Regions from separate parts of the Mus musculus genome. Here region 1 is linked to region 2. Evidence: chromatin loops called from intact Hi-C (ENCODE). Cell type or tissue: left cerebral cortex. All regions are shown on one strand. Links, peaks and the distances in the headings refer to the core of each region. The heading gives the core; the rest is flanking DNA.

Region 1 (16,081 bases), core at 3,796-11,795, 140 kb after region 2:
TGCTTTTCTTAAGTATTTATGAGAGTAGCAAGAAAAATAACTAATACAAGCACACTTAAGTTTACAGCTCTGTCTCCTAATGTCTCCCACTTTTTTCTATTTTTATAATAATTATTGTTGATTACTATAGTCAACCATTAGGTAGTAGTTGTCCTTTCAACTGACTGAACAATGAGCCCCCCAAAACATGTGTCTGATCTTAATCATATTCATATTGTAGAATCTTGCCAGGGAGAAAACACATAGACCTTGAATAATAAGAATTAGTTGGGTGAAAATAAAATGTCATTGAAGCTATTAAACTTGTGTAAATGTTTATGGAAAAAATAGCTATTGAGTTGTTCCTCCAAGAAAGTGATTAGGGACCGGGCTCCTGCTTATAACGTCATCGCGTGAGAGGCTGCAGTGTGAGGGGTGTAGTGTGAGGGGTGCAGTGTGAGGGGTGCAGTGTGAGGGGGTCCACAAGGGCCAGGCCAGCATGAGCTTCAGGGTTAGTCGCAAAAACTAAAAGAGAACAAAATATCACCAATAAAGTAAATACAACAAAGTTATGTTAGAGGAATTACAAGCCCACTGCCAAAATGTTACTTTATCTGGGAAGAATCTCATCCAACAATCCCTTCCTATCTATATAATCATGACTTGGGTCTTCTTGTAGATTATTTTTCACTCATAACCATAAGCTGGGAGAATTAAGAACAGAAAACAATGTAAAGCCTATAGTAAGTTATAGGAAAGAGAGTACGTGAAAATATCTTCTTTTACTTGCAATAAGAATAATAACAAAAGAAAGGCTTGTGCTATCCAATCTTGCTATTCCACATACGATTGTAAATTCACTGAGAGTATTAATGATTTATTTATTATTAAATGCTAAGACATGTTCATCAAAATAACTATTTTGAAGATTTCATGATAATAAATTTATAGGTACTTAAAAAAAAAAAACAGGTATTTGCCTGTTCTAATGTAAAGAGCAAATCTTTAAAGAATCCAAAATCAATTAAGAGAGCACGTGTGTTCTATAGAATTTGGGAGAGAAGCTTGAAAAAACTATGGTGATACATTAGAATTAACACTTTTCAAAAAGTACTCATTATACTGATCTTCTCATAGTTTCCACAGAAAATTTAAATTGTAATATTTTAGAGTTGTAAATCGATGTAATTTTCACAAAAATTACATGTTCAATTGACACATATTAATTTAAAGCTAAGAAATCTTTATTCATGTTTTAAGAGATCATACGTGTTTTAGAAATGTAACACAAGTGGAGGAAAGGATATGGTTATCAAATAGGTTATATAGTTTATAAGAAACACTTATAGAGAATACCTAAACAAATATATTCTCTTGTAAGCCGTAGTGAGATATCCTAGCATATCATATTCTTGTAAGCCATAGTGAGATATCCTCGCATGTCATATTCTCTTGTAAGCCGTAGTGAGATATCCTCACATGTCATATTCTCTTGTAAGCTGTAGTGAGATATCCTGGCATGTCATATTCTGAGGAAGAATCTGAATATATTTAACACAAAAATAATCATGCCCAATTCTACAGAAATTTACTTTATCTAAACCCAGCCCCTAACTTAATTGTTCATATTATAGAAAAGGGTCATTTCAGGCCAGAAAGACTTTATTCCACAAAATAAGGTTTTGCAGACAGAGGTCATAAGGCCTTAGGATACATAGTCCAAGGGGAAAACTATTCTTCAGACATAAGAGGTGTGTGGTGAAATGCATCTATTCTATAAGAGGTACCAAAGTGTTGTAGATAGCCCTGGGACTAATTATATTTGATGTTAATTTCCTTCTCTTTTGAGTGGTTTTGAACAAGGAATGAGTCAGTACTCAGGTGATTTCCTGTAAACCTGCTTCTCACCTCAATTTGTAAAATAAAGGAGAGCTGATGATTGGGCAGATAAAAGGGAAGATGGAGCAGAAAGTGAGAGGGAGAGAGGAAGGAGAAAATGGAAGAGGGAGAGGATGCAGAGGAGGATGAAGAAGAAAAGTGGAGTAGGAACACATGGCCTGGAGAAATCACAAGTTCTAAGGGCTCTCATAAGCTGTGGAAGATGGTAGTATAGTGGTAGATCTGCCCAATCTAGGTGCACAGCATGAAATCATATTAACTTTGTTGTGTTTTCATTGCTGGGGCATAGTTGGGAGGAGATTTACAACAACACCAAAGTCCATATATATTTTGGCTAACTTGTGAGAAGTTTATATATTTTTATTTTTTACATGCATCTGTGTATGTGTTGTGTGCATATGTGCCATGCATATTATATATGTGCATGTTTACAAAAGCATGAGCACATATGAACATGCATACATGTTGTTCTAGTATGCTTTCTGCTGCTGGGATAATCAGCATGAGCAAAAACAACTTAGGGGAGAAAGGTTTATTTCTAGAATAGACTTCCAGATCACAATTCATCATTGAGGGGAGTCAAAGCAGGAACCAAAATAGAAACCATGGAAGAACGCTTACTTGATAGCTTGTTATAATTCCTACACAACTCACGCTTACCTGCTAGGGATTACACCGCCCACAGTGGGTTGACCTTCCTGCAATCATCATCAATCAAGACAGTCTCTCACAGACATGGTCACAGGCCAATCTGATTGGGGAAAAAAAAATATTTGATTAGGCTTCCATCTTTCCAGGTTATGTCATGTTGACAATAAAAACTAGGACACGCGATTGGATTGGGGCAGGCGCTGTGTTCCACTCACCAGAGGTCTTAGGATCCCGTGGGGAGTCCTGTGTGGGCCCTTGCGGGTGTTAGGCAAGACTCTGCTGGCAAGATAGCCCGGGGATCTGGTAAGAAGGACACATGCTCCACTATGTTCATAGCAGCCTTATTTATAATAGCCAGAAGCTGGAAAGAACCCAGATGCCCCTCAACAGAGGAATGGATACAGAAAATGTGGTACATCTACACAATGGAGTACTACTCAGCTATTAAAAAGAATGAATTTATGAAATTCCTAGCCAAATGGATGGACCTGGAGGGCATCATCCTGAGTGAGGTAACCCAATCACAAAAGAACGCACACAATATGTACTCACTGATAAGTGGATATTAGCCCCAAACCTAGGATACCCAAGATATAAGATACAATTTGCTAAACACATGAAACTCAAGAAGAATGAAGACTGAAGTGTGGACACTATGCCCCTCCTTAGAATTGGGAACAAAACACCCATGGAAGGAGTTACAAAGACAAAGTTTGGAGCTGAGATGAAAGGATGGACCATGTAGAGACTGCCATATCCAGGGATCCACCCCATAATCAGCATCCAAACGCTGACACCATTGCATATACTAGCAAGATTTTATCGAAAGGACCCAGATGTAGCTGTTTCTTGTGAGACTATGCCGGGGCCTAGCAAACACAGAAGTGGATGCTCACAGTCAGCTAATAGATGGATAACAGGGCTCCCAATGGAGGAGCTAGAGAAAGTACCCAAGGAGCTAAAGGGATCTGCAACCCTATAGGTGGAACAACATTATGAACTAACCAGTACCCCGGAGCTCTTGACTCTAGCTGCATATGTATCAAAAGATGGCCTAGGCGGCCATCACTGGAAAGAGAGGCCCATTGGACAGGCAAACTTTATATGCCCCAGTACAGGGGAATGCCAGGGCCAAAAAATGGGAATGGGTGGGTAGGGGAGTGGGGAGGGGGGACTTTTGGGATAGCATTGGAAATGTAATTGAGGAAAATACGTAATAAAAAAAAAATATATATATATATATATATATATAATAAAATAAGTAAATAAATAGCTCAAGCCTACTGCCAACTCTAGGTAGGTACTTGGAATGCTGAGGTCACAAACTATTTGGAGTACATATAGAGATATTGCTCAAAACAGAGCAAAATAAGAAATGCAACAACAAAAGCTTAGGCTGCCAAGCAAAACATAGTGGGCAGGGAGTGGCCACCTCCAGACTAGTTCTCCTCCCTCGCATCTCTTTTCAGAATAAATCATGAAGATATTGGGAACTTAGTAAGGCCTTTTTTTTAATCTTCTGATATAGGTGTTGTTGGCTCTGCTGTTTTTGAATAGCTAGCTAGCTATCTTGGCTTCACTATTTCCTTAGGATTGACTCTAACAGTTAGATACCTCCCCCTCAATGGTGAGGGTTAATATTGATAGTCATCTAGACAGTAGCTGGAGTCACCCAGGAGAGTAACCTATGAGGATGGCTGAATAAATGTATAGATTAGATTAAGCGAGATTGGAAGATCTACCTTAAGTGTTGACAGCAGTACTCCATAGGCTAAGGATCCCGGGCTGAATCCAAGAAGAAAGTGAGATGAACACCAGTGGTCAATGTTCAATTCTCTCTACATCCTGATTGTGTGTACCATGTGACCAGTTGTCCAATGCTTCTCTCTTGTAGCCTCCTCTCTCGACTTTCTGGTTGTGTGCCACGTGACCGGATGCCCACTGTTCCTCCCTCATAGCCTCCCCCACCTGGTGAACTGTACCCTCTAACTCTGAGCCACAAGAATCCTTTCCTTCCTTAAGTCACTTTCCTTGGGTTATTTTATCCCAGCATGGAAAGTCCCTACCACGTTCTCAGTACATGTTCTTTTCTCTTCTGGTAAAATTTCTGGAAGCTAGAGAGTCCAGAAAAAGGGGGCCTAGTGGCAGCCTGAGAAGCGGTGCCTCACACTGTGTGACAGAAGTAAATTTTAGTGTTTAGCCCCTCCAAAATGGAGCTGGAAATAGGGTTAAGGAAACAAGTGGGGGTTGTCTTTCACCCTTCACTTTCCCTACTAATGTGCCTTTCAAAAATGGAAAATGTAGGGGAACATTAATTCTATGTTTATTGTTAGTAAACAGTCCTAATTTAGAACAATGGTGGCATTCATATTCCAACTTCAATGCCAAGTAAGAGCATTATATTTGGTACTTATGGACTAAACTATATTACTACAATTTACTATTGTCTTGTTTGATTCTCATAATGGCCTACTGTAGAAACGGAGACAAATATTTTTATTTCTACTTATAATTCAGCAGTTTAACTTCTCAAGTTTTTAATAGTATGAAATTAGAAACTAGAGGTAAGGTCCTTGAAATATTTATTCAAGAATTGCTATTATTTGGAAAAAATAGCCAACGAATCCTAGTTTATTGTCTCAAGAGAAAATATTAGCTTATTAAGCTATGAACACAATGCATTTTACAAATATGCATTTGTCTATTTAAAATTTAACACCTTTAACTAAATAAAGCATTAGAGATTTATCTTTCCAGCATGAGATAGCATCAACAATCAAGGCATGCAGATGGCAAGCATCCTTTTTTGGACGATTATATAAGGCTTTATGAAAATACCATCATATGTAATTATAGACATCTTTTAAAATATATAAGGGCTTTCAGGAAAGAGGTTCTAAGAAATCCATTGCACCAAGACCTGCTGTTTGTGCTAATGGTAGAATTAAAACTTGAAGAAGGAAGGTCAAAAAGATAAAGTGTAGGGGCTGAGGGACAGTGAAGAGAACAAAAGATTATATACTCTTTGGCCTTTTACTCTTACCTCCTGTATTTAAAGAGAATCTAGCTTTGAACTTAATGAGGTCTGAAAGGGATGTAGTTGAAAAGTTTATCAGTTCAACCTGCAATGAATACTAGAAAACCCAATATGACTGTTTAAGAATTTATCTTTACCATATAGAAGAATCAGAAAGATGTTCCAGATCTGGGATAGCTGTTACATGGAGTTATTAGGAATTAGGTGCTTTCTGTTAGCAACCGGACCACAGTTAATAACCAGGCATTATTCTTGAGGCCACAAAGTGGCTGTGAATCAGTCCACACTCTGCCACATGGCCACTTTGAGCATCAAGGGAATTGGTGATTCAAATACTGATCTTTGAGGCATCTGTAGGACAAAAAGGTATGGCAAAAGTTGCTGTGGAGTGAACTCCAGCATGCCTGCTACATTGTGTTGGACTCAAGGTCTTCCTTGAAAAGAATAACTCTGAAACAAATCCTGAAAAATGGGCCTAGAAGCAGTGAGACAACAGGACACAGAAGCCCACCATGAAAACTGTGTAGGGGTGAATTCTGTTTTTCTCCTTGACAGTGTAAAATGCTATCAAATAAAATGGACCCAAGTAATATTCAAAGTCAGAAAATTGACAAATGCATGTAAGAATACATTAAGTGCTTGAGACCTGTGTGTATTGGGTGACAGTATGATCACTGCTCCTTCTGTTGTGAAAATCAATGTATATTTAAGCCAAGCCGTTCGTTATGCAGAGTTGCTCATGTTTGAGCTAATAGACTGAAGAGGTAAAAGCTTGATAGTGTAACCTCCTCCCCCATGCTGATCACTAGAATTAAGCCTGTAACCTGTTCTTACAGGAGACATTAGCTTTGTCATCTGACATCTAAGGAGAAGCATATTATCTGCTTGTTTTAATCCTTGTCAGAACATTTCTAGAAGGTACCTGGCCACAAGCCCTCTATTATCTGCATACTGGCTTATGTTTCATCGCTTGTGGAATAAAGGAAACTGTCGTTTCACAGGATAACAAGGTTAAAGTTGAGGCTTTTGTGATGAGCTGGGCAAAGGTAGTTATTTCTGTGACACACACCTCTCCAGAATGACCACACTCGAGCTGCTGAAAGTGAAAGAGGAAATATAATGTATGAGAAAGATACACACTCTTTTGTACAGAAAGCAAAAATTATAGTTCTAATTTGAATAAAAATCTGGACAAGATGAAAGGCTTTCTAAAATAAGTAAGTAAATAAATAAATTAAACTGAAAAGATATCATATGATTTAGTTCCCCCCACCCAAAAAAAAATACAGCCATGACTATATAATGTTTTTCATTTTCAGGGAATCATTGTCCTTTAAATTTTTTTTAAATAGTATACAGGAATACATAATGATTTGATTTAATTAATTTGCACTTCTGGGATCTCAACTTTGTAGCTTAAAATTTCATAGGCACAGAGGAAAAGAAATGTAATGTTCTGACAACTCTGTGCCAGAAGAAGGGTCCCCATCACCACTATCCCACCTGGCAGTCTTCCAGACAGTGTGGTAGGGGACAAGCAATTGATAGAAGGATAGGCTCAGATATAAACTAGAGCATGTCTCTGGGTAGGAAGGGCAAGGCTTTAGCCCTGAGCGCTAAGATACAGCCTGGACCTTCATCATCCAGCCAAGTGCTGAAGACTAATGACGGTGTCTTTGAAAGTTTGGCATTATTATGAGAAATAATAATATGGGCAACAGTTACTCCACAGAAAAGCTAACATATCACAAAAAGAGTCTTCCCTCCCGGGTGTTTTTAGACTAGCTGGAAAACCATCGCATCGGCTTGCTTTCCTTTTCCATGGAGGTTCTCTCAGGGAAAACTCCATCTCTAAATGGCAGCTGTGATTTCTGCCACCTTCCTACTGGGAATTCTCAATATTCTTGTTTGCATTTTGCAAGCGCTTTCAGCTTCCATGGGGGAAAAGTGTGAAATTACTATTATTATCTAACTCCTGTTTTCACCAGTATGAATTTCTCTGCAAGTGTTATTCATAGTTTCTGTAAAAGCCAAACACAGAATGTTACCTTGGAGTGTTAATGAACCCTTAAAAAAAATCACTCAGAATTGCTTTTGCAGTGAAGTTGAAGGCAAAACAAAAGACCATCTAGAAGGAGAATCAGAATGAATAGACTTGTCAGTTTTGAAGCCCTTTAAATCTCTCCCAAGATATCCTTGAGAAATAAATTATTAACTTAATTCATTTCTTTAAGAATAAGTGTTCATCCTAAGCTGGCCCAACTCTATTGCACACGCTCATGCAATAAACATGAGTAAAGGCAGCACTGGGCTCCAAAGAGAACCCAGATGTTAACACCAAAGTGTATCGTCAGCTGCAATCCCCTTCACTTGCCTACACATGTGGATGTGTTTCATTTCATGACTTATAATTTACCATCATGATTGTGTTCTTTTTTGATGTTCTTTTCTTTCTCAAGTTCAGCCCACTAGACAGCTCATACTCAAATCTGCATCATGGTACCTAACAGCATTCATAGACGTAGTAAATATAATCCATGCTCATTCCTTCATTGAATCAAGTCTACCCAAAGCTAGGTATGATTAAGGTCAGTTCTAAATTACACTTAAAGCCACCTTCCTAGAATATGAGATGCGAAAGTCAACGTTAAGGTAAAAAAGGAGCATCAGATAGAAAGCGGGATGAGAAGGCAGTTTCTTGATGACCAAGGGACCCTGAGACCTGCTTCAGGGTCCGAAGTGTCTTTCTCTTCTCTTCTCACAGAAGCACATTCTTTCCTCATTATTCTCGGGTATTCGGAAACAACTACTGGATTAAGATATTGTCGTTGCCATGGCTGATTCATCATCTATCAATGCCTAACACAGTATGTGACTCAAGGCAGCTGTTCAATATACAGTGGAAATATGACTATTTGCAATAACTTCTGAGTCCTGGGACTTTGTAAAGATAATAAAGCTCTTATGATTGAAAGGGGTGGGGTTTCTGCATTTTATTGTAAAAGAATAACTTTCTTCTCTGTTTCTCCCTTAGTGAACACCACAAATTCACTCCAGTTTCTCTTTAGTTCTCATCTCCCACAAGGTTTTCCAAAACCACTTTTTAAATGAGTGCTTTTGCCTCTCCCCTTCCTTCTCCCCACTGAGCTTATTTGAGTTAGTCATCTAATAACCCTTCTTTTTTCTCCTAGAGGGTAAATATGCTCTTCTTGCTTCACCATTGTATCCAAAACCACATTACCTAAACCTGACTTCCCACCGGCAACGCAGATGTCAAGTCAAGCTCCCCAAAAACCAAATCAAAATCTCTACAATAGGAAGTCTAAACATCACCCTCTGGCAGTTTGAGAATTTAACAATCGTAATTTATTTTGTAGACAATTCTAATTCTCATTTGCAGAGAACTTGGATAATTGCATATCTACAACCTCCACATTAGTGAGTGAGCGAATGAGGAAGTGAAGTTGACTAGAACTCACTATTCATTGTTGAGGACCTAATTTTGACTTGAGAGTTTTCTCTTTACTCAGTTCAGCTTGAACACGAATGATTTTTGATTGAAGCATCATCTCTTAACCACCACGGGTAAAACTTCTCACAATAGGTCAGGACCAGAATGCTTGCCTAGTAGGTCCATGGCATTAGGGAACTAGAGTAAGTAAACGGAACTTCAGGAGTCTCCAAAGATAAGCAAACCCTCGTGTGACAAATGGAAGTTGTGATGAGAGAACTTGGAAGCACTTGCCATATACCCCCTTTGAGAAATGGGAGACACCAACTGCAGAGACAAGACATGCACACAAGACATAGGATCACCGTAGCATGAAATCTTTTGAAACTTTTCTTGAAACCAATTATTTTCCTCTGTCTTCTCTACAGATAATTTCCCTCTACAGCTTTCAGAGGACAAAATTTTCATATATCTTGCCTTTCAATAAGCATCTTGGTCAGACGGATTTATGCCTGTATTTTCTACATCACCCCATTGCTCATTCTGCTTCAGCAGGTAACAGAGAAAGCATCAAAAATGATGTCAACTCTGGTGATATAAAAGATGGTCAGGTGCACTCTGAAGTACTCCATATTCTCCCTTAGTCTTCTATTGAGCCAGAGAACAGCCACAGAGGACTGCTTAGCAGTATACATTTCCTGGAAGGCAACAACTCTTTTCTTTACAACATCTTTCCCCTCAATTTTCACTACCAGTGTTCAGTACCAGGCCATATGGGTTTGTTAAAGACGTCTTTCATTTGTCAGTAGCAGGGGTTATAGAGGGTTGTATTAAAACCCACTCATGGTGATAGACTTCCTCCAGCAAGGTATAGTTCTTGATGGTTCCACAACCTCCCTACATAGTGCCACCAACCAAGAATCAAATATTCAGATATGTGAATCTATGGAAGACATTTCTCATTCAACCCACCACAGGAAATGGGGTTAGACTCCCATGCTTAGCATTTACTATTGCTAATGTCATTATAATAGCAAGGTATCTGATATGAAGGACAGGATATTATCATTCTCATTGCTAAGACATCTTAGTGAATTGAATCTTTCCCCCTTATAGCCTTTCCTTGTTCCTATGTAAATGATAGTGTTTTCATGGTAACTGGCATACTAGAAGACTCCGCACAGGTCCTCTTCTCTCCTTATTTCCTTGCACTACTTTCTTTACTCAAACTTACTCAATAGACAAAAGATTCTGCCCTACCTCATCACCTATCCAGTAAGAGCTAGAGAACTGTATATGAAGTGAAACCATTATGGCAAGAATAGAAAAATCCTGACGATGGCTATAGCTACAGAACTGGTGGTTCTACTTCTTCAAGAAAATAAAAGAGAAGCATGACCTGGAATTTGAAGGAAATACCAGTCTCTTAGATTTCAATTCACATGAACTGAATAGTAATTTGAAAAGTCTGTAAAAAGTTTGGAAGATGTGAACACTGGCAAGATATCTTATATGAAGAGAGAAATATTACTATTCTTGTGGTGACAGTTCTCTGATACTATTCCATTTTAAACATCTTACACGGAGGTGCAATGAGATAGCATAATGTCTAAGAATTACTCCCAGATATTCTACAAGTGGGAATGGATAAAGATATTAAAGCAAGAAGAGTCATGGCCATGTATCCATGCATGCTGAACTTGGATAAGGAGCATCCGAGTTTATTTGTTGAACTTCTCTCTCCTATTCTTTCTCTTTGACATATATACAATAAAATTCTTATTGACAGTTACTAAACTTTCCTAAAGTTATGCTCTACTATTATGACATAAGCTGAAAACTGAACTTCCATTTAGAATAATTTTCTAGGGTTGACTCAGGGACATTTAGTTATCAAAGTAACAAATTATTTTAACATATGACAGTCCCTCAAATAGATTTTGAATTATGTACTACAGTTCTATGTTTCAATAGTCTATTGTGTTTAAATACATTTCCCTTTCCTATTTATTCATTCTATGAATATTTTTCCATAATTTATTGTATCCAAGGACAGTTCTGGGTCCCAAGGAGATGACAATGAACTATGTAGTCCTTGTCCTGAGCAAGTTTACAAATTATAGGGTAACAATATGAAACAGATAACTGGATTTTTGATAAGTGTTATGATGTGACAAACACCAGGTACAATGAAAATGTACCACAATAACATCTGATTTCCTCTCAGTACCATGGTGAGGCACCCAGGAGCTCTCAGAGCAAAGAATCCCTGAGTCTTACCTTCAGTAAGAATGATAAAACATGACAGAGTTTGAATACATACATCACAACCCATTCTTCACACTCATGAACAACTCAGGTTGAACAGTAGGAATCATAAGCTAAGTGCATGGCCTCACTTTGGTATAGACAGCCTGAACTCTACAGCCTGAGTCTTACTCCTTTCTTGCTTTGGTACCCTCAGTGTCCACATCTGCAAGAAAGCAAGACCAGGTTCTCCTCTGAGCATTACTTAGGAATAAATGGTATGACCCACAGCAAATGCTTCGAAAAACAGTACCTATTTTAACTGAAGAAAAGATAAGAATTTGAACCACCACAAGAAATTCCAAGAGTGTGATTAATGACGAAAGGAAAACTACATTGCCTTTCCATTAGCTATACTTCTTTTGAAAATCAATAGTTGACTTCTGGAAGTCCATAATACTATAACCAATCTTTCAAAATAAAAATAACGAAGTTTTAAACAGATGATAAATGAGGAACATTGCCAGGTTGAAAGGCTAATAACACTTCTGAAGCATCTCCCTTCTGTTCACAAGCTATGTACATTGCTTATTAACAAGAGCATCGATGCATCTGAAGCCCATTACATCAAAGGATTCATCCCTGGCATCATCGTCCATCTTTGCAGGCAGCTTCTCCCTTGCCAAAAGCCATGGCAGCCAACATAGTAGGCGATGTTACAGGTTAGCCTGAGCAATGTGGCTGCTTCTTAAATATCTCACCTTCTGTAATTTAGACATTTTCAGATTTCCATAAACACCCTAATTTTTGCTCACTGTGATTTCCCCTACAGGGGTTGCAAGGGTTAATTTTTCTTTCTTTTTTTTATATTTTTTTCTAATTTTTAATCCATTAGCCCTATACAAAGGGTGGTGAAGTTTCTGGGTCTTTCCTCAGAAGTTTTAGCTTCTGTGCACTTCGGGATAAGATAAGGAAGTACTTTTGATCGTTTCTTTCGATATTTCACTTGTTGAGATATAGCACAGTTGTAAAACATCTATCTGGCACACATGAGGTTTGGGGCTCAATCCACAGCACTATAAAAATGAGAAATTGACAAATATTAAATTGTCCTAATAACAGCATTGTATAGAAGTCTATTTCTTTTCTTGCTGTATAATAGTGTTTAGTGTTAGTCTGTTCAGTCTAATTTTGAACAAGGAGTAACTGCTTTTGTCACTACAGCCTGACCTGCTATACTGCAACACCAAATCCAAGCATAGGTTCCTCAGAGACAAAAGAACACTGTCCCAGGAAAAGGCAGTTAACTTAATGGCTAGAGTAGCAACTGATGGCATGGCTTCTCTAACCTTTTAACAGATGATGAGATTCTTTCTTGCTCCATCTTCCATAAAATAAAGGAAATGAACTAGAAGGAAGGCTATGAAGTTGGCACCTCTGCACAGAGGCTTGCTGCACAAAATATATATATATTTTATGCATTTTGCAAAAATGCAAATGAGAAAGGACATGAGCTTTCTAGTGTATGATAGAGCCTAGCCTTCTCTTCAGTGATTTTTGGTTAATTGTTGGATTTTAATTTATAGCAGTTTTAGATATTTTGAACAGAAAAATTGATCATAAAGCAAAATCCCTATGTGTCCTACATTTGACATGAATATGACAGATGCATTGTCATTAACTAAAGTTCCTAGTTCTCTGTCTCATACCTAGTGGACTCTTTCTGTTTCAGATTCCCACCCACGCCTCCACAATGCATTTATTCTTCAGATTGCTTTAGACTTCTATGAGATATGACAGGTTCGCAAACTTTTCCTTGGTTTTGATGGCCTTAGCAATTTTGAATGCAGGTGAAGTATTTGATAGGATGTTCATCTTTTGGAAGGCAATATTTCCCTTATAAATATACTGGCAGTGTGAGCTCTAGAGAGGTAGATCATAGAGATAAAATGCCGATACTATCGGACCCAAGGTACATACTCTGCGCACAATTTATGGCTGCGGATATGCTCTCCGTCACCTGGCTCAGATATTATGTCAGGCTTTTGTAGTGGAAAGCTAACTTTCTCTTCAGCCTTGTCTACTTTAGAAAGAAGCCAGTATGTGCAAATCACATTTAAGGCGTATGAATGTTCTAGTTCCTGACCATTACAGTATCTCAGCATCTACATAAGTAATCTGAAACTTTTCTTCATAGAATTGGTGCTTCTTTGCTATGACTCAGTAATTTATTCAATGATTCATTTATACATGTATAGGTTCCCTGATGTTTATTTTATACTTTGGGATATAATTTGATAACACTTGATTTTATTGTTCCAGTTGTTCTAGGTTTTGCTATTTAGAATTCTTTGAGTTGGCCCATCTTCCATTGGGCATGGGTATATCCATCAGCGTAGGATTTGTTTTGTCTGCTTGTTTAATGCGTTCTCATTTTCCAGCAGGAGAAGATGCTTAATTCCATATTTTGTATTTCTCACTCCAGAGAGGAGGAGCCCTTTTTCTCAGAAATGATTCCTGTCATTGATGAGTCATCTGTGTGGTTGGATGCCTGCAGATACTAGAGGGTTATTTCTATTAGAACCATCATCCATACAAAATTCTTCTTTCTCGTACCCCTAGTCAGGTTACATATTTGTTACTGTGCTGGTCATTGAAAAATGTGGAATTTTCCTGGTCAAGATCTAGATTATCCCTACATATCTTCCCAGCTAGACCAGTCTTGGTGGAATTCTTTTTCTGTCACAGACGTAGATCTACTCACCGTAGTACATTGAAATACAAGAAATTACAATGGAAATTGTGACATCAATCTTTGAAAGAGCTCGCTCCATTAATACACACCTCCCTGGTTCCTTTCTTGCTGTAATTTGAATACTGTGATTGTTTGTTTTGTTTTAAATGTCAGCTTGCCACAACTTGGAATCACCTGAGAACAAACATGGCATTGTCTAGATCAGGTTGGGCCAATGGCATATCTGTGGGGGATAGTCTCAATGTAGAAATTGATGAAGGAAAACCCAGTGCACTATGGGTAGCATTGTGGTTAGGCTGAGCCCTGAATTTTTGTAAGCATGGGGGTTGGGGTGTAGATGAAGCAGCAAGCAGGCCACATGGGTGCCTTCATTTTTCTCTGATTTTGATGGTGGGTATGACAAACTGTTTATACTTCTGCCTAGACTATCACTCACTGATGAACTGTATCCTGCGAATGTAAGCCAAATAAAACCTTTCCTCACCAAAAATGCTTTGGCCAGGGCATTTTATCATAGCTACAGAACTGAAGTGTGTGTGTGTGTGTGTGTGTGTGTGTGTGTGTGTGTGCGTGTGTGTGTGTTTTATATCTGCCTCTTTTCTACAGAAGTCACCAATATAACATTTCCCAACCTTGTCACTACTGACCCTTTGGGCTGTGTCATTCTTTCTTAAGAAATGCTATATAAGATATGTATCTATTATGACATCTAGCCAGTGGATACCAATAACCTCCAGGCCTTTTTCTTCTTGTTCTGATAAGTAGTAATATCTCCAGACATTCTCAAATGTTCTCTGGAGGCAAAGTCACCTTGAATTGAGATTTACTGTCCTGGTATAGAAATTTGAAATTTTAGACCCTACTCCCAGATCATCTGTGATTCGCATGCTTCTCAGAATGGAGAAGCTCCAAGAACACAGACTCTATTGCATTGGGGATTATATGAAACTAGCCTCACTGCCTGTCTACCTCTAATTGCAGAGTTCAGCTTTCATATATTACTTTGGCCAATGACTGTAAAGATTCTAGATGTGAGTACCTCATTTCCCTCATCCTGGTACTTACCATACAGACCCTTTTCCTACAATCTCTTTGCATAGTTCTCTATCTCCTCTCTTCATCTAACTGTAAACTCTTCACAATCAGGTGAGCTCACAACTGTGGATGAACATACCCAGACATGGCTATAACATAGAATAGTTGATTCCATGATGCTTTTTACGTTCTTTAGGTTAAAGAAATCTCAATATATAAAAAGTCTTTTAAAAAATTAATGGTCATTGAAAACAAGGACAAATCAAGTTGAAATTCTCTTAGTCGAGTTAACAATATCGACTTGAATGATGTCATAAGCTTTTATAGTTCTGGGTCTTTGTTCAGAAATTCTTTTAAGAAAAATAATTCAAAAAGAAAATTTTTAAGCTTTCCTGGCATCCTCATCCTGTGATTATGGAATTATAGGGCTAGGGGAACACAAAACTAAAGGGAGATGGGAAAACTTACTTTTCTGGGCTACCACTTGATTCTCTGGCTCTGCATTTTATCTGCATACATAGTATGCAGTTCACTGAGCTCATTATCCTCTGCGTTTCTCTGGCACCCTCTACCCTACTTTGAAAATACGTGTCCCCAACTCAAGATGTGGTAAGTACAAGTCTCACTGCTCTGAGTTTCATCTAGCCATCTAGTTTTCATACGTGTGATACAGTCAACCTGCCATGGTGCTGTAAAACAAAACACCTTTTAACAAGTCAGCCTGTGCTGGATTTCCAAGCTCTATGCCTGGAAAGAGGCCTTTTGTTTTTATTACTAATTGAAACTGTATAAATCTTAGACTACTGCTGGTCATTGTTCGAAAGAACACAATCAAAATGGAGAGAAACGGGTACTGTAGCAATTGTGCTCAGTCCTGATCCTGTCTTCATTGACATATCTCAGTTTGGTGGATTCTCTCATTGTTCATGATTATCTGTTTCCTTTCTGTGAGTGGACCAGTGTCCTGTCTGTGGCTGCACTCACAGTGTCTCCCCGTGGGAAGAGATCCTTTCCTTGTCCCTTGCCA
Region 2 (16,081 bases), core at 4,282-12,281:
TTCCTTTAACAAAATAACATTTCATATGAATTAAATATATCTAGATGAATGACTAAGTTTTCCCTTGCAATTTTCTTTCACTCGCAAACCACTGAGAAATAATTAAGTTTATCTGACAGGGTTCTTGAAAGATTAGAAGTAATACCATATTAAGACTGTATATAATAACACGAAAAGTGAAAAACAGATTGTAGAAGGAACAGAATTGGACATTCCTTGTGTATGGTTGTTTTTCTTCCATAGTAATTCACTTTATTGAGGGGCTATTATTTTTTTAAGCTTGATTATAGTCAAGGTTATTATTGGATAGATTATCCTAGTAAATTCTTAATCCTGGATAAACCTTGTTCCTATTATTTCCTAGGACCCTTTCATTAATTTTTAGCTTGTACATGATTTTAATATTAAGTAAAAGAAAATGTTTAGAAGCAAATATTGCCTCAAATGTAGAACAGTGTCCAGTGAGTAAGATAAGCGACTTTTAACATTATCATGCACAATACAGAATGATACTATTACCTAGTCAGGCAGATAATTAAAAATTGATTTTATTTTGGGAGATCTCTTTAAAATCTATCAAAAGTAAAGAACATAATACCTGGTAGACTATTTGAGTTTGGTATCCTGCCATCGTGGTTTTATAAGATGTAACTTTTAGAAGGATGTCCAAATGTTTAGTTGCAATAGTGGTAAATATTCTGTAGACCCTGAAGATAAAGATAATTTTTTTATAAGCTAGTACTCACTCGCCGCCTATTAATAAAGATATTAATATTTATCAAGTGAGAAGAAAAGTCTTTTAATGTAGTTTAAAACATCCTCAATATGGTTTGCCCTTCAGTTCAAACTGCCTTTCAAGCTCCCAGACTGTTTGCAACAATGTAAATTATGCAGTAGAAGAAATTATGCAGGGATTTGAATAGAACTTCTTGGCAGCATCCATGAACCTAGGATGCAAATCAAGGTAGAGTTTTGTTAAAGCCTGAAAATGAGGTTGCATGCCAATGACACTTTACATAGGACTGGCAGGGAGAAGTGCCTGCTTGCCTCCAATCTTCTCAAGATCTCTGCACTCTGGGAGTTAAAACAAGCAGGTCATTCAGAGCTATACATTGAGATCCTGCACCATTTAAAAGAAAGGCAGGAAAGGAGAAAGCGAAAGGATGGGAGGGAGAGGCACAAACTCAGTCATGCCAACTTCTCTCACCTCTTAGAGTTACTTCAATCCATAGAATTGTAGATGGAAGAGAGACTAGCCTGAATTGGAAGTAATGGCATCAGAAGGAGGTTTGAGATGAGAACAGCCACCCCAGTATCCGACTTTAATTTCTTCCAAAATAAACTTTTGAAGGAAGAACTGGAAAGATGAAGGGGCCTGTCTTAGATATTTTTCCATTGCTATGATCAGACATGAGGAGCAAAGTGACTCTTAGAAGGAAAAGTTGATTTGGTGTTTATGGTTCCTGGAGGATAAGAGTCCATCACTGCCAAAGAAAAGGGGCGTGGCAACAGCCGGGCACTGCAGCTGGAGCAGAAAGCTGAGAGTTTACATCATAAACCACAAGCAGGAAGCAGAGAGCAAACTGGGAATGACCCATAACTTCTCAACCTCACAGCTCACCCCCAATGACTGTCTTCCTCCAGCAAGCCCACACTCCCTAAACCTACCCAAGCAGAGCCACCAACTGGGAACCAACTATTCAAATACCCAAGGCTATGTGAGACATGTCATTAAGATCACCACAGGGCCTAAGAAAGTTATATTTCCGTTCTTCATTATCGGTGGTACCTAGCACTTTAGAAACCACTGGTCTTGTATAAATGGCACTACAATACACTTGTGTGAGGTATAAGAAATGAGTCAAAATTATTGGAAGTTCACAGTATGCTTCTTGAAGTTTTTAGCATGTACACAAGTGCTGTTTCGGATCAAATATGGCACCATATAATATTATAGGAGAACATAGTTAGTGAAGGAAGAAAGATTATCTCTGAGTTCAGAGATAGGAGTGAACATATGACTTTTAATAACAGGAGGCATAAAGTCAGTGATTGCCTGAGAAGACCCTGAGGTTAATGAACAAACTGGCAGAAGCCTTGGAAGTCAGTGTAAATACTTTGTCCAATCGTTGATGGCCAGAGATCTAAAGCAGTTCTCCAAGAACTAGTTATTTTTCTTTATTTTGTTTTATGTATTGATTCTTTGCTTGTTCAGATCAGGTCTCCCGATCCATCCCAGGTTTGCCCTGAGTTCATGATTTCTCTGCATCAGTTTATTGGGATCATGCTCAGCTCTAATAATTTCTTAAGTTACTCCCTGTGCTTTGTGGGTCATATGACAGACAACACATAGGTTGTAACCTCCATGGGCCAGCTATAGAAGAGGTGTAAGCTATCTAACAAGGAAAAAGTTAAGAAAATGTGGTGGAAAGAAGTAACGCTAACAGGTATTCCATGTAGGGTTCTCTCAAGCCATTAGTAGCATTTATCGATGGAGTATATAATATTATAGTGGAAAGCTAATTCCAGATTTAGTTTAGGTTCATGTATGCCTCTTTTATCAGTTCTTCCAATTACTTAATCTCTGCTAGCCTGCTTTTTTTTTTTTTTTTTTTTTTTTTTTTTTTTTTGTCTATAGAACAGGCGACTTCTTCAGCTCCTTTACAGAGTTACTGCACATATGTCATGAGAAACTGTTAATAGTCATATCATGGAGTCTGATAAGTAGTTAGTGTTCAAGTCAGTTGTACCCACTTGGTCCTTCTCTGCCCTCTGCTCGATTCTCTCCTCTGTGTCCCTCATATTCACCTATAGCTAGGGACAGATTTTATTCTTCACCAGTTTCTCTAATCTTCAGGCTCTGGGTTATATGTATAAGCAGAAGCAAGAATAATTTCGATAATCCTCAGTGTTTAGGGTTCCATTCAAATAACTTTTTGTAGTGGTTTCTCTCTAATTCATGATAATGATCTTCTATTTTAGAGTCTAGCTGGTCTTCAGTGTAGTAGCTGCTGGATTCATATTTGAGCTCATGCCTTTCCAAACTTATCTGTTTCTTATGGAACCCCATTTATTCAGCACACCTTTAATTATACTACTAATGTGTCTTTTACAATGCTACTGGAACTCCTTGGGACCTTCAACTGAAGGATGGAATTGTGAGCTCACCAAGGGTTGGCATGAAGTCTAGAGTCAGTCACAGGCAATGGAAACTGTATAGGGACTGTACACATCTGAAACACCCTTAAAAGTGTAAAGATGACAAAGTACAGTCATAAAACTTAAGGACTAAATGATCAACCAATAGATAGGAGTTGAATGCATACCTAAAGGCCATGCAAGTCAGGATATAGAGAGAGTGTCAGAAGAGTTCAAAGTAGCATGCAAATTTCTTGAAGCAGAAACTCACATTATCTTAACACATTTCTGAACTGCCACAATAAAAGTATTATTTGAGCCTGTTTGTCAGTATTAAATATCAGTAGGTAAAGACCAGAGTAATATGAATACAGACAGGGCTGATAAAGTGGTACGAAGGGAAGAATAAGTAGTGACTGGAGATGTTTATAAAGAGATTCTCAACTAGTCCAGATTCCAGAAAAACAAGAATGCTCAAGTGACAAAAACATCACTTAGGATAACAGATGTTTGATGGGAGAACTGTGGTACATAGCCACATACTGCCAACTTCAAGGGTGTTAATTATACACACTGGAGCTTGACAACTCTGTATGTTATGTGGCCAAATAGCAGACCATTTATGCTGTAGAGTTTGTGTACTCTAGGGTGCAATTATTCAGCCCTGCCCTTCTCGCTCCAAAGATGTCATAATCAATGCACGAGTAAAGGATAAAATTCATCCCCAAAATTTATTTAGGGACACCAAAATTTAATTTGACAAAATATTATTGTGAATTGTATTACCATGACTACTTAACAATGTGAAGTATCTTGATAGCTAGCCGGACATTCAAAAGTAGGCAGCTGGTAAAATTTCTGGCCCTTAGGCTGTAGTTTGGTGAATTCTGATACAGGCTCAATGTAAATGGTACAACTGGAATTGGAAAAGGAGCAGAAAAAGTGAGAAATAAGAAAGGAAACAAATTCAGCTGCCCTCATTAGTCAAGAAGAATGTGTGTGAGGTATAGTGTGTGTGTGTGTGTGTGTGTGTGTGTGTGTGTGTGTGTGTGTGTGTGTGTGCATGTGTGTGTGTGTGGTATATACGGTGTGAGATGTGGTATGCTGGGATAAGGAGGAGGTCTGGGCTTCCTATTTTTACATAGCTACTAATCTTTTTATTCCAAACACTCTTTCCAATGTGCCCTCAACTTGGCACTGTAGCCATCTGGCTGAGTATTGTTTTTGTTTGTTTGTTTGTTTGCTTGTTTGTTTTATTTTGTTTTTAATTGTAGAAGATGGCAGAAACATTCTAAAGAGAATAAAAGAAGAAAAGCAACTTTTTTCTCAAGGTTATAATCCTTTGCACGGGAGGGGGTAAAAGGAATAGTAGCTCATATCCTTGAGTGAAGACAGTAGTGTATGGTTTCCGTAAGTTAAAACAAAGAGGCAGCCACATAGCAAAACAACCCATCATATCACAGTGCTATATACAGCTGCAAAACACACTGCACTGGGCTCTGCCCCTTAGCTTGGAAGGCCAGCCCTTGGCATGTTTCAAAACGCTGGTGCAGTGAACCTGTAAAAGGCTTTATCTCTTTAATATGTGCCATCTGACTTTCAGAGCCTGTCTGACTGTGTCTATTGATGTCTGTCCTGGCTGAGTTCATCCTCTTTGAGCAACACAGCCAAGCTACAGGGACCAACAAGACAATAGGAAATTTCATGACAAGATTTAATTAGAAGATTCTCATCTGTATTCTGTGTGTTGATTAGCCTAACACTGCTAGTTTATGATCCAGAATAGTTTACACTCCCTGCCTGTGGCCTTTGAGTGACTTTGAAGATATCCCTACTGGCTAGTGTATACAATACAGCCACTTGCAAGGAACATCTTTTAGTCCAGTGGCAGGGGGAGTTTTTACAGAGCAAACAAACTATCAGCTCACTAAATGAAAACCTTGCTGCTGAATGCAGATGCACACAGACCAAATGCACTGTCTTCTTCATAAGAAATGGGCAACCACAGTGAACAGATGAAGTGCTCATAGAGTCCTCTTTGGTATTTTTCTTTTTTGGTTTTGGTTTTTGGTTTTTTGGTTTTTTGAGACAGGGTTTCTCTGTGTAGCCCTGGCTGTCCTGGAACTCACTCTGTAGACCAGGCTGGCCTCTAACTCAGAAATCTGCCTGCCTCTGCTTCCCAAGTGCTGGGATTAAAGGCGTGTGCCACCACTGCCCGGCCTCCTTGGTCACTTTGTAAGTGATTGGAACAGATCACATCTCTACGTATATTTCTGTATCTTTAATTGAATATACCCAAGAGACTCCTTTTGTGCACTTTATAATACCTTTCCAAATATAGAAACCTGGAAGATTGGATGTAGTTACTGCTGTTATTAATATTAACCTTTTATCATCGTCAACCACCTTGAGGAAACTGACAAAAGGCTTAAATTCATTTACTTTGAAATTGCACAAGAAAGGTACTCATTAATCATCCAAATCTATAAAAAGTAACATCATTAAGAAGATTTTTATATATTTTTCAATATAACCTAGTAAGACTTTTCAAATAACTAGTATTTGTGCATCATTATACCTTGCGCTACACAGACATGAATTATGAGCCATTGATTCTATGATGTGCCAGCCTGTCCAGGACGGGAATCCCCTCTGCAGATCTCCCACACAGACTTCCAGTATTGAGTGCACCGAGGGTCAGAAGCAATGCACAGAGGCATCCTCTGGTAGTCTATAAACTTGGGCCTTTACATTATTTAGTTAATCTTCTTCATATAAATATAAAATAATTATAAATATAAATATTATATATAATATGGATACAAATAATATATCCATAAATATAAAATAATCTAACATCAATTCATAAGTAGGTATTTATGTCAGTGCTGAAGGAATTGTCAGACCTGGACATGGTAACATTCCCTAGGGTCCTAGTGTAAATCCAATTTGTTTTACGTTATCGGAACAGATTTCTCCTGTGTATTAAGCGCCATTGTCCATGTACTACCATTTGAGTGTCAGCCTACATTTGGAAACTGTTTACAAGCATGCACATAGGATCCACTTGTACATGCTTGTGTAGATGTATACTTGCGTTTGGAGGTCCAATGTCTACGATGAATATTCTTTCTCTATCACTCTGTACCTTTAGTGTTTGAGGCAAAGCCCCTCATTAAGCCTAAGGTTCATACACTGGGCTTCTCTGGATGGCCAAGGAGCTTCAGGAATATTTCTGCTTTCCCTACAGCTGGGGTTACAGGCTCATGTTGCCATGCACAGCTTTATTTACACTGATTCTAGGGATCAGGATACAGTTCCTTGTGCTTGGACAGCAAACATGTTAGTAGCAGCCCTCTCCCACCCCTTTGCTTACAAACGTCAGTATTTGCCCTTTGCCGTCCCCTAGGTGGAAATAGGGCATATGTTATTTCTCTTGTTTTTGTTGTTGTTTGTTTGTTTGTTTGTTTTCCCATATGAGTGAGTAGTGGTTGGCTTGGCCAGGTCTTATGTCCATCCCTAGGGCATCCTCCTCCTCAGCTGCCATCATGGTGCCACACTGCACCTTAAGAACACCACCAGCCCAATTGGGATCTAAGCTATGGTGTATGTTATTGTTCCATCCATGTTAAAATGCCCTTTATCAAAGACATAGCAAACAAGCAAGCAAATGCTGGTAAAGCTATGGAGAAATGAGCTTCTCAAACAGGATTGTTGGGCATATAAACTAGTGAAGCAGTTATAGAAGACAATATAGAACTACCCCCCTCCAAAAGCCTGACAAACATGAATTTGAAATGATTCAGAAATGTCCTAGAAAGTCGCTAGCCAAAGGTGAAAATAAGTGTATAAATCACAATTGACAACATATGGAACCAATCTAGGCTTTTAGGAATGGAAGAATGGGTAAAGGAAATATGGTATATACACAACCATGAATATTATTCAGCCAGGAAAAAGAATAAATTGCTGTCATTTGCAGCAACGTCGATGAAGCCAGAGGACATGTTAACTAAAATCAATCAGGCACAAACAGACAAGTGCTACATGTTCTCACGTGTGGAGGCTTATGGATTCATCTCTAAGATGCAGAAAGTAGACTATTAATTATCAGAGCCTGGGAAGGGTGTCAGGGAAAGGAGATAAAAAGAGTGTGGTTGGATCAGCGGTACAATGCTGAAGAAGAAAGAAACTTATATTATTGTGCAGCATAATAGGACAACAGTGGTTGACACTAAAACACTGTGTACTTCCAAACAGCTTGTAAAGTGGGCTTGGAGTGTTCTTAACACAGAGAAGTAATCAATGTTCGAGGAGATGGCCAAGCCAATTATCTTGATCTGACTATGTGTTTACATTATACACTTGTGTTAAGGTCAGAGAGGCAGGAGGGAGGCCCTTCACAGAATGGCTCTCGTGCAACTATGGGAACTTCAGCCCTTGTTCTGAATAAAATTGCAATCCAATTAAAAAAATAAAGTGCAATGTAGGACCTTAATTTAATTTAGATCCCCCAACAGCATATTTTTATTGGAAAAATGTTCATGCAATATATTTTGACCGTGTTTTCCCCTCTCCCAAGCCTTCCCTGATCCTCCTTCCCTCCCCAATCACCTAACTTTATCTTCATTTCCTTCTCTCTTTAAAAACAAACAAACAAACAAACAAACAAACAAAGACGCAAACATGCACAAAACCACGAAAGCAACATTTTTTAGAAACTGAATTTGTGATACTGGACAGTGCCTGGCATTACTCACTATGGCAATGCAACGCCACCATCACTGATCCTCGGACGCTTGACCCAGAAGTGATTCTAGCTGAGCCAACGCTATTAGTTAGTTCATTGTGAGCGTCTAGTGGGAATGATGCACACAGTGGTACAGGTTTCTATGTCCCCTGTACCCTCAGTTGCAGTTCCCTGGTTTGAAATATTTACCAAACAGCTGTCAAAGAGATCTTTGCAAGAATCTTTACCTATCTTTCAGAAACTAAAAAAGATTATCAGAAAATATAAGCTGATAGCATGCAAAGCTACAGAGGTGTATTCATTTCACGGTTTACTGTGACATTTCTAGATGAATACTCTAAGAACTCTGTAATTTGTGACCAAAGCATGCTTTTGTCAGTGCAGATAATTCCCTAGACTTCCCCAGCCAGGAATCTCAGATGTTACTAAAAAGCCTGTTTTTCACCATCTCTCCAACCTCCTTTCCTACAACTTAATACATCCTCACACTTAGCTCTTGTTTGGAGGCACGTGAATTGTAGAAATGCCCCTGTGAGCTTTCCTGGGTTCCTCATCTCGTTGTATACTGTTGGAGACAGCATCTGCCAAAGTTAGATTGGCTTTTGCCTTCCTTATGCAATCCCCTTGTTGGGCTGAAAGATTCCCTCATGATCAAATTCCTGACGGCATGTTTAGCTGCCATCTGTTGCCACCCCTAGACTGCACAGGCTGCAGCAGCCATATAATACAGTTTATTTCCCAAATGTCATAAGCTATTTCACACATCTTTGACCTTCCAAAAATCCTGCCCTCCAGTGGAGGATTTGCACACTGTGTCTTGCTCACAATATTCTATTACTTACAGCTTCTATTTATATACCAAAGGTTGGTGACGTGTCCCCTGGCTTCACCTTCAGGATGCCTCACATCAGAGGTGACTTTGAACTTGCCTGCATCAGTACCACAACTCTTGGGTCTGAAACCACTGAAGCAAAGGCAAATCGTAGGTGCTCAATCACTCTTGAAGTCTAAATACAGAACTGCCCTACCGAGAGGTGTTGCCCCACTGACGTTTCTAAGAGAATGTGATACGTGCAGCTCACCACACACAAAAGGATGCTCAAGAGACAGAAAAGAATATTGTGTTCTCACATATTCCCATAAGGAATATGGGCGTTTACTATAGCTTATTGGATAACTTAGAAACTGTATAGAATTTCAATATCAAACTTGGTCTTTCATAAAGTAGGGTTTTGTTGATGTTCTTTGTTGTTGGTATTTTTTTTTTTTTTGGTCTGGCATTTTCATGTCCATGCATAATTTATCTTTGAAATTCTCATTGGCTTGCTGCGAAATTTCTCTATGGCTGACATAATTTTATTCTATGTTTGATTCTTTGACTATAAAGGAGAAAATAGTTGGAAAATTAGCTCCTCAATTATGAAATTTGTGTAAGGAATGATTCGTTTAAGGGAGCTATTCCATCGAGCAATGACATAAAGATACTTAACTTCAGCAATGCAACATTGTTTGGTATTTATATTTAGGCTTGTGTTTCTTATTACTAGGTACCATATGTTCTGGGATGGGACATTGCTGGGGTTTGCCTCATCAACTTGAAGTCTCTCTCCAGTCAGCAGAAGGTTGGCTACTGCAGAAGCATGCTTTTATAGCGGTGCATGAGTCATCTGTTTTCACGCGGCTGGTAATGTAAGGAATTGAGACATATGCCTCATGTGTCACGATTGAGTGTGAATCTAGAAGATGAAAGTAAAGAGAACCCTCAAGTGGAGATTGCTACAACCTTGGGGGCTGAGCATTTTCAGAGCCACCGTGACTTTTTCCAAAAAACAATTTTAGAGTATTCTTTATCCCTTCGTGAAATGCATAGAAATAATTCTAAGCTCCAGGCATATTACATTGTGATGAGGAATATTTCTCTGGTAATGAGCTATAAACCTTGATCTACTTTTCTTAACAACAAAAAAAGATGTCTTTATTTACAGAACAAATGTAAACAAATGGTCATTGAGGGCCTGGGTCATTTACTAAGTGGGCATCCACTTGGATATGAACCCAACAGGAGTCCATGCAACTTTTTAATTAAGGCTGTTTTTCTTTCCAGGATAGAAAAAAATCACAACATGGGTATGTGGGTCAGATCTCCAGGGTAGTGCCTTGATATGGATTGTAGCGTTCTACCAAAAACGCTAAGCACATTGCTTGATGAGCTTACACCCGAAATGGACCCAGATCTTCATTAGGCAGGCTGGGTTTGAGGATGTAGCTGTCCCTACAGATTGCATTTATGTCTTCTCAGAAACTATTTTCTCAGAACCCTTACTAAGCTTTTGGCCAAGTTGGTTTAGACTGCAAAATATGGTTAAAAATAATATCCATAGAGTTTTTTTAATAAAAAAAACCTGTGGTGACACCAAACCTTAGAGATTTATAATTTAGAGAAACTCCCTATTTGTCAAAAAATATCATCACGTAGGAAAACTAGAAAGAGGATGACTTCAACAGAGAATCAGGGTGATCTGGGACAGAGTAAATGAAGTACAATTAGTAGTTGAGGACTAAAAGTTAACCAACAATGGAAATAGAGGCTTCAGAGTATTCAAATTCATAAATGTACTTTTATAAAGGACAGAATGCAAACTATGAAGTCATCAACCAAAATGGTACCCCTTTGGGAGGAGGTATCAGTGAACCAAAGGGTCGTGATAATGGTTCCATAGGCACATACCAAACTCCATAAGCTTCATCAATTAGCATGTTTAAATATGTAGCCACTATTAAGAGCAATAGGAGAATAATAGCAAGTAGTGTTAAAAATACGAAGACGATCGTACCTTGATCATGTTAATAAACAGTCCAGGTACAGTTTAGAAGGGGAAGAACCTTGATTTCACCTAACCCCAAGAATAAATAGTTTCTTCATGTGGTCTCATGTCACTTCTCCCTAATGTCTACAAAAAAAAGTGTTAGAAACATTGTTGTCAAGTTATGGTTTTTTATTAACCTGTATTTTCCAGGAGGGAAAATCCTCCTTAGATGGTGTTATGTAGACAGGCACTTTCTTTCATCTTCTTAGCAGAAGTTCTTGAGTAGCTGGGCCCCATGGCTGCCTGAGTAAACTGTCTCAGAAGCTCATGATCCCAGCAGCTCAATTAACCAAAAGATAATGCTAATGATCATAGCTAATGTATATCAAGCATTTGATGCTCCGGGCACGCTGCTTGCCCATACACCCTCATTTAGTTCTCGTAATATCCTCGTAAGTGAAGAATGTTAAGACCGTGCCTTTTTCTTACCATCAAAGGAACTGCTGTGAAGGTTGGTGAAGCTGCACAGCCAGCTCCTGGCTGCACTGTGACACGGTGCAGAACTGAGGTCATCAAAGCTTCATCTTTAGCTCTCTGGGAAGCGCCATTTCCCGGCATCTCTGCATTTCTGTGCTGGAGCTTATCTTCATTTGCAGCATGGGGTTGTAACTGATTTCTTTTTTAGCATGGGAATACAGGGTTTTGTTTTTTTTTTAAATAAATATTAGCTTTGAATATTTCACTGTACTTTGGCAATCATGAACACTATATGAAAGTCTATGTTATATAGAATCGAAATAAATACAGCAAACTATTAAACAAATACATGAACTATTAAAGTTGAGAAAAGAGGGGCTTGCTTTCTCTCTAATTTCATTGCTGAGTTGTGTTTTAATTCTGATAAGGTTTCTAGATTATAGGTTAGTTTTTATTGCATTTCTCATAACACTGAGTTACCTGGACAACGAGGTGTGACCTGGATTCTTGGAATCTACTCCAGTATGAGATTCTAGGAAGCTATGTAGATATGCAATTCTTATAATTGCATAACAAAACATATTTTGTGTCCTTTAACACTGCCCCTGCCCATGGTCCCTCTTGTTCCACTTCATGGAACGGTCTTCTTTAAAATTCCTTTGTGCTGAAGAGGATGACAATGGACTAATGCCATAGCTGAACCAGAGAAAGTAGAGACCTGCAGAGTCATGCGAAAAGTCAGGATGAATAAGAAACAAAGAACTGGATGGTTCTCCCATAAGTAAGATGGAGATTTTATTTTTACCTGTTCCCTGCCCCCCCCCACTCTCTTGCTCTCTCAGATGCCATGAAGATTTTTAAAAGTTCTTCCCCCTCCCCCCCCACTTACAGTTTCTACTTTAGTTATTAGGTACGATTGCCAGAATCACTAATATCCAGACAAGTATTTTATTATTTCTTTTAGAAATTACTGCATGTGCTCAGGAAGAAACCAGTAATTTCTCTGGCTCTTTCTTGAAGCCAGCATTAGCTGGTCCTCAGCAGTGGTCTCCTGGCAACGGAGTTTCCAGGCAGATCATGCTGAGGACAAAAATGAGCAGAAATAAGATGAGAGACAGTAAATGTGGAAAAGGAAGAAGAAAAAAAACATATGTATGCGTATATGTGTGTGTGAATGTGTGTACATATATATGCGTATATATGCATGTGTGTGCACATTTGTATGTGTGAACATGACTTGAAAAGAATTAAAAGGGAAGATTTTGATTTTTAATTAACTTCTTAAAGTAGGTTGTGAGCTGTATAGTTATTTGTTTAATGGTATTTTAACTGTTATCTGAAATATCTAACATCTTTTTCCAAACAGAAGATTGATTTACTTTGATTATACACAGTTTTATTAATTTCTTTTTGTGTATTGAGAGCAGTTGTTCAAACAAGCAGGACTTAAATATTTAAAAGTGCCCCCCCCCACTCAAGAACAGATTCCAAACACTCTAGAAAAATTTCTCCCCAAATTGCCCTTTTATATTAAGAATCTTAAAGTACCATTAATTGTGTTAAATTACCAGAGAGACATTAGAACTGGTGTCATAGTGAATGGATTTTTATGAGTTTGGAAGCCAATAAAGCCCTACAACTGAGCCTTCTGAAAACAAGGTAAAAAAAAATCACATTATCTTCCCAAATTTCTGTCCACTTTAATTCTCCTTGGCTCATTAACCTTCAGAATGAATTATTAAGTAGATGTTTTTAACTGCAGCACATATATTCTCAGGCTACATCTCTAGGGTAGGTTCTAAATATCCTGACAAAAATCAACTACCATATGTGAACAGTAGTAAAAAGAAAAAGTCGTCAATAAAATATTCACCAATGATGGCAGATGCCCACCTGTTCCATGTGATCCTGAAGAAAGGACTTGAGCCACAGAGCTTCCTTGATTGTTCACTACAGCTCACTGGTGTGCTGCAGCCTACAAACAATATGAAATAAAAAAAACACACCGAGGGCTAAATGCATTGCATGGACACCTGTTGTATACTTAGGGCTAATTGCATGGCATGGATACCTGCTGTATGCATACAAGAAATGGATTCTTCTAAATAATACTGCCTTTGCTGTGGGTTGGGTCCGGAGCTGCCGTAGGGTGTCCATGATATCTTTATCTTGATTCTGCTTTTTGATTTTGCTTTCCTAAGCAGATAATTCTACTTGTCTCAGGCATGCTGCCTGATTTCATTTCAGTCTCGGTGTAGAAACTGATGCTGGGGTTTAAAAATCCTTCGCTATTTGTTTAGGATGCAAAGAACTAGGCGCTATTGATGTCTTGGATTGCTGCACTTTGTGACTGCTTTTGTTTTTTAGTTATTGGTACACATACTCTGCTCTACCCTGAGGCATTGAGACATTGGGCCAGACAAGACAAAGTCTTCTGTGGTGTGGTTTCTTTCCACGTTCAGTAAAACATATTTATTCCTTGACACTTATTAATACCATCCACCACTCCTCCCTCTCCCCTCCTCTCTCCTTCCCCTCCTCTCATTCTCCCACCCCCATCTCCGTGTGTTCTTAAGCATTAGAATTCTTACATTAATTATGTGCCCCTTCAACGAGGCACATAATTCTGTCATTAATTCTTATAATACATACGTGGTCAGATTTTTATTTAGTCTAAGGTGGGGATCCTTCTATCCCGATAACAAGATGAAACTGAGACTCATGGTGTCCACTGCACACAGATGAAGAAAATGAGGCTGAGATGGTTGAGTGTGAGAAGAGGGAGGGGCAGAGTGTTCGAATAAAGAGGAGACTTTCAGTCCTTGCTCTCCATCCCGGGTCATTTCATGGACCTGGTGGCAGACTTCTCCTTTGACACGGGAAATAAAAGTGGAACCTGCATATGATACTTTACAAAGTTCTCTGTAAAACGTCCTCTCACAATCAGAAGAGATGAGATGAACCAGATGCACCAAACCCTGTAGTTTGCACGTCCTTGGAACAGCGCAAGGAATGGAAAGGCAGCTATTTGCCTCCTTGTTGACTTTGTTCTAAGCGAAGGTTTCTCTCACTTGCATATATTAGCAGTAAATGTCCTCTGCTTTCAGAGTCTATTCACATAGAACAAACACGAAGCTTCTTAGAGGAGCAAGCACAGCTACCCCCACTCCTTGTTTGCAGAAAGCGTTTCTCATCTAGTGGCTCAAATGTATGAGTTTTTGACTCACACTTAACCTTTAAGTCTTATAAGTCTCAAGGCCCCATTATTCAAAAGAATTTAAGTATCTCATCTACAATATTGGCAAACATTTCGGATATCTTGGGAAGCGTCTTCCCAAAACAGCAGTTGGTGGCCCACATGCACTTGTAAGAGAAATGTAGATAACTGTTGTTGGCCCACCCTGTGAGATCTGGGGTGGAGGTGAACAGAGAAAAGAAGAGGACCACCACACAGGACTGCAGCTCAGCTCCTGACACACACTTTGCTTGACTGCTCTGGCCCCTGTTATAGCTGCAGAGCCTCTCTCCTACTGAACAAATGAGCTTGCTGACATCTACAAATGATACCTGTCCCTTGTGACACCTGCCATCCTGCCACCATCCATTCTACACAGACAGCCTCTCCGGGAGCAGTCTTATTTTTCTTTCAGGCGACTATCTCAGAACCTGTCCCAGATGCTACTCCTGTGTGGTCAACACCTCATCTGCAGGTCAACAAACTCCTCATTATAAAATGAATTATTTACCTCTCCATAGAAATGCAGTTTGCAATGTGTGGTATCATTAGGATGATACTAAATTGCTGAAGCCTTTGATGGATTTAAATGAGAATAACAGGGTAGAACCCCTTGGCAACTTGAGTACATTTAGGGAGAGATAGACACATCAGAGACTCCTCTCTCTGGCATGTGAAGACACAGAGAGAAAGCAGCCATTTGAGCAGGTGACTTAACCCTGAATTTTCCAGCCTATGTAACTGTGAAGAATAAGCCACTCCTGATTAACCCTGCATACGGTTTTAGTTATGTGCACCCCAGCTGACAGGGGGCGTTGCTCCATTTGTACAGGGTATAAATTCTACCTGCTCTATGGTGGGATCACTCACTACTCTGCAGTGGACTCCTACGTTTTTCAAGAAAATACTATGTTCTCAGTATTTGTATTCCCTTTCTAATTTTGCTTTCTACCACTCAAAAAACATCACTTGCCTCTAACCAATCTGATCTACTTGCTGATCTTCCCTGCCTGCCTGACCTCTCAGACATCTTTCCAGCTACTTAATCGTGCATACAATAGCATCCTGCTCTTACTGGGCTTGCTCAGAATCCCTACTGACCTGCACCGATTCCTACTCCATCCGTTTCCCTTGCCTTACTATATATAATACTACCTACACATAGTTGACATGACAAATTGCCATAAAGAAGCCTTTCTTTTTTAAAGAGTCAGAAGTGTGTTTCTTAACGCTCTGGGGACCAGCAGCCTCAAAACAGATGTCAAACAGAACCTCACACTCTTTAGTTATTTCTCTAGACTAGATGTTTAGTTTCTGGGGCTAATGTCAGTCCTTGGACCATACTGACACTTGTTATAGCACACTTAGTTGACCGTGATCATTCTTTTATGTCTGTGACACCTCCCTTGTGTATCCCATCTGGATAGTTGATGCAGGACACAGTGACTAACCACCTTGTGTATCCCTATGTGGACAGTTGATGCAGGACACAGTGACTAACCAGATTGCCCCAAATGAGCACAATGCCTCAAAATCCTTAAACTAACTGCACCTGCTAATGGCTGTTTCCAAACACTAAAACATTCACAGGGTCTGAGAATTGGGACTTTAACATATCTTTTGTGGGGACACCACTCCCTTGAACCACTATACTAACCAATGTCTTTCCTCACT

Evidence for each region. A loop is a pair of places that touch in the nucleus more often than their neighbours do. Peaks named below come from ENCODE experiments on the same cell type or tissue, not always from the same donor. Only the 100,000 strongest peaks of a DNase experiment are listed, where the experiment ranks them.
Region 1: it touches region 2 in a loop (12-fold over the local background); 2 of 42 quality-filtered maps call a loop at or near these places.

Annotation. Positions count from the first base shown.
Region 1 is chr16:85,339,202-85,355,282 of GRCm38, reverse strand. It overlaps Gm41483 (a long non-coding RNA gene), which reads right to left. Exons shown (of 4, transcript XR_876194.2): 2 at 2,539-2,629. Among named protein-coding and RNA genes, the nearest start is that of Gm41483, 24 kb to the right of the region's middle. In left cerebral cortex, for the core only: no CTCF peak of the experiment used is centred there; DNase peaks (open chromatin) are centred at 5,455 and 7,440.
Region 2 is chr16:85,480,901-85,496,981 of GRCm38, reverse strand. The region is part of intron 2 of Cyyr1 (cysteine and tyrosine-rich protein 1); the gene reads left to right. Among named protein-coding and RNA genes, the nearest start is that of Cyyr1, 61 kb to the left of the region's middle. In left cerebral cortex, for the core only: a CTCF peak has its summit at 8,680 (motif pointing left); DNase peaks (open chromatin) are centred at 8,477, 8,692 and 9,542.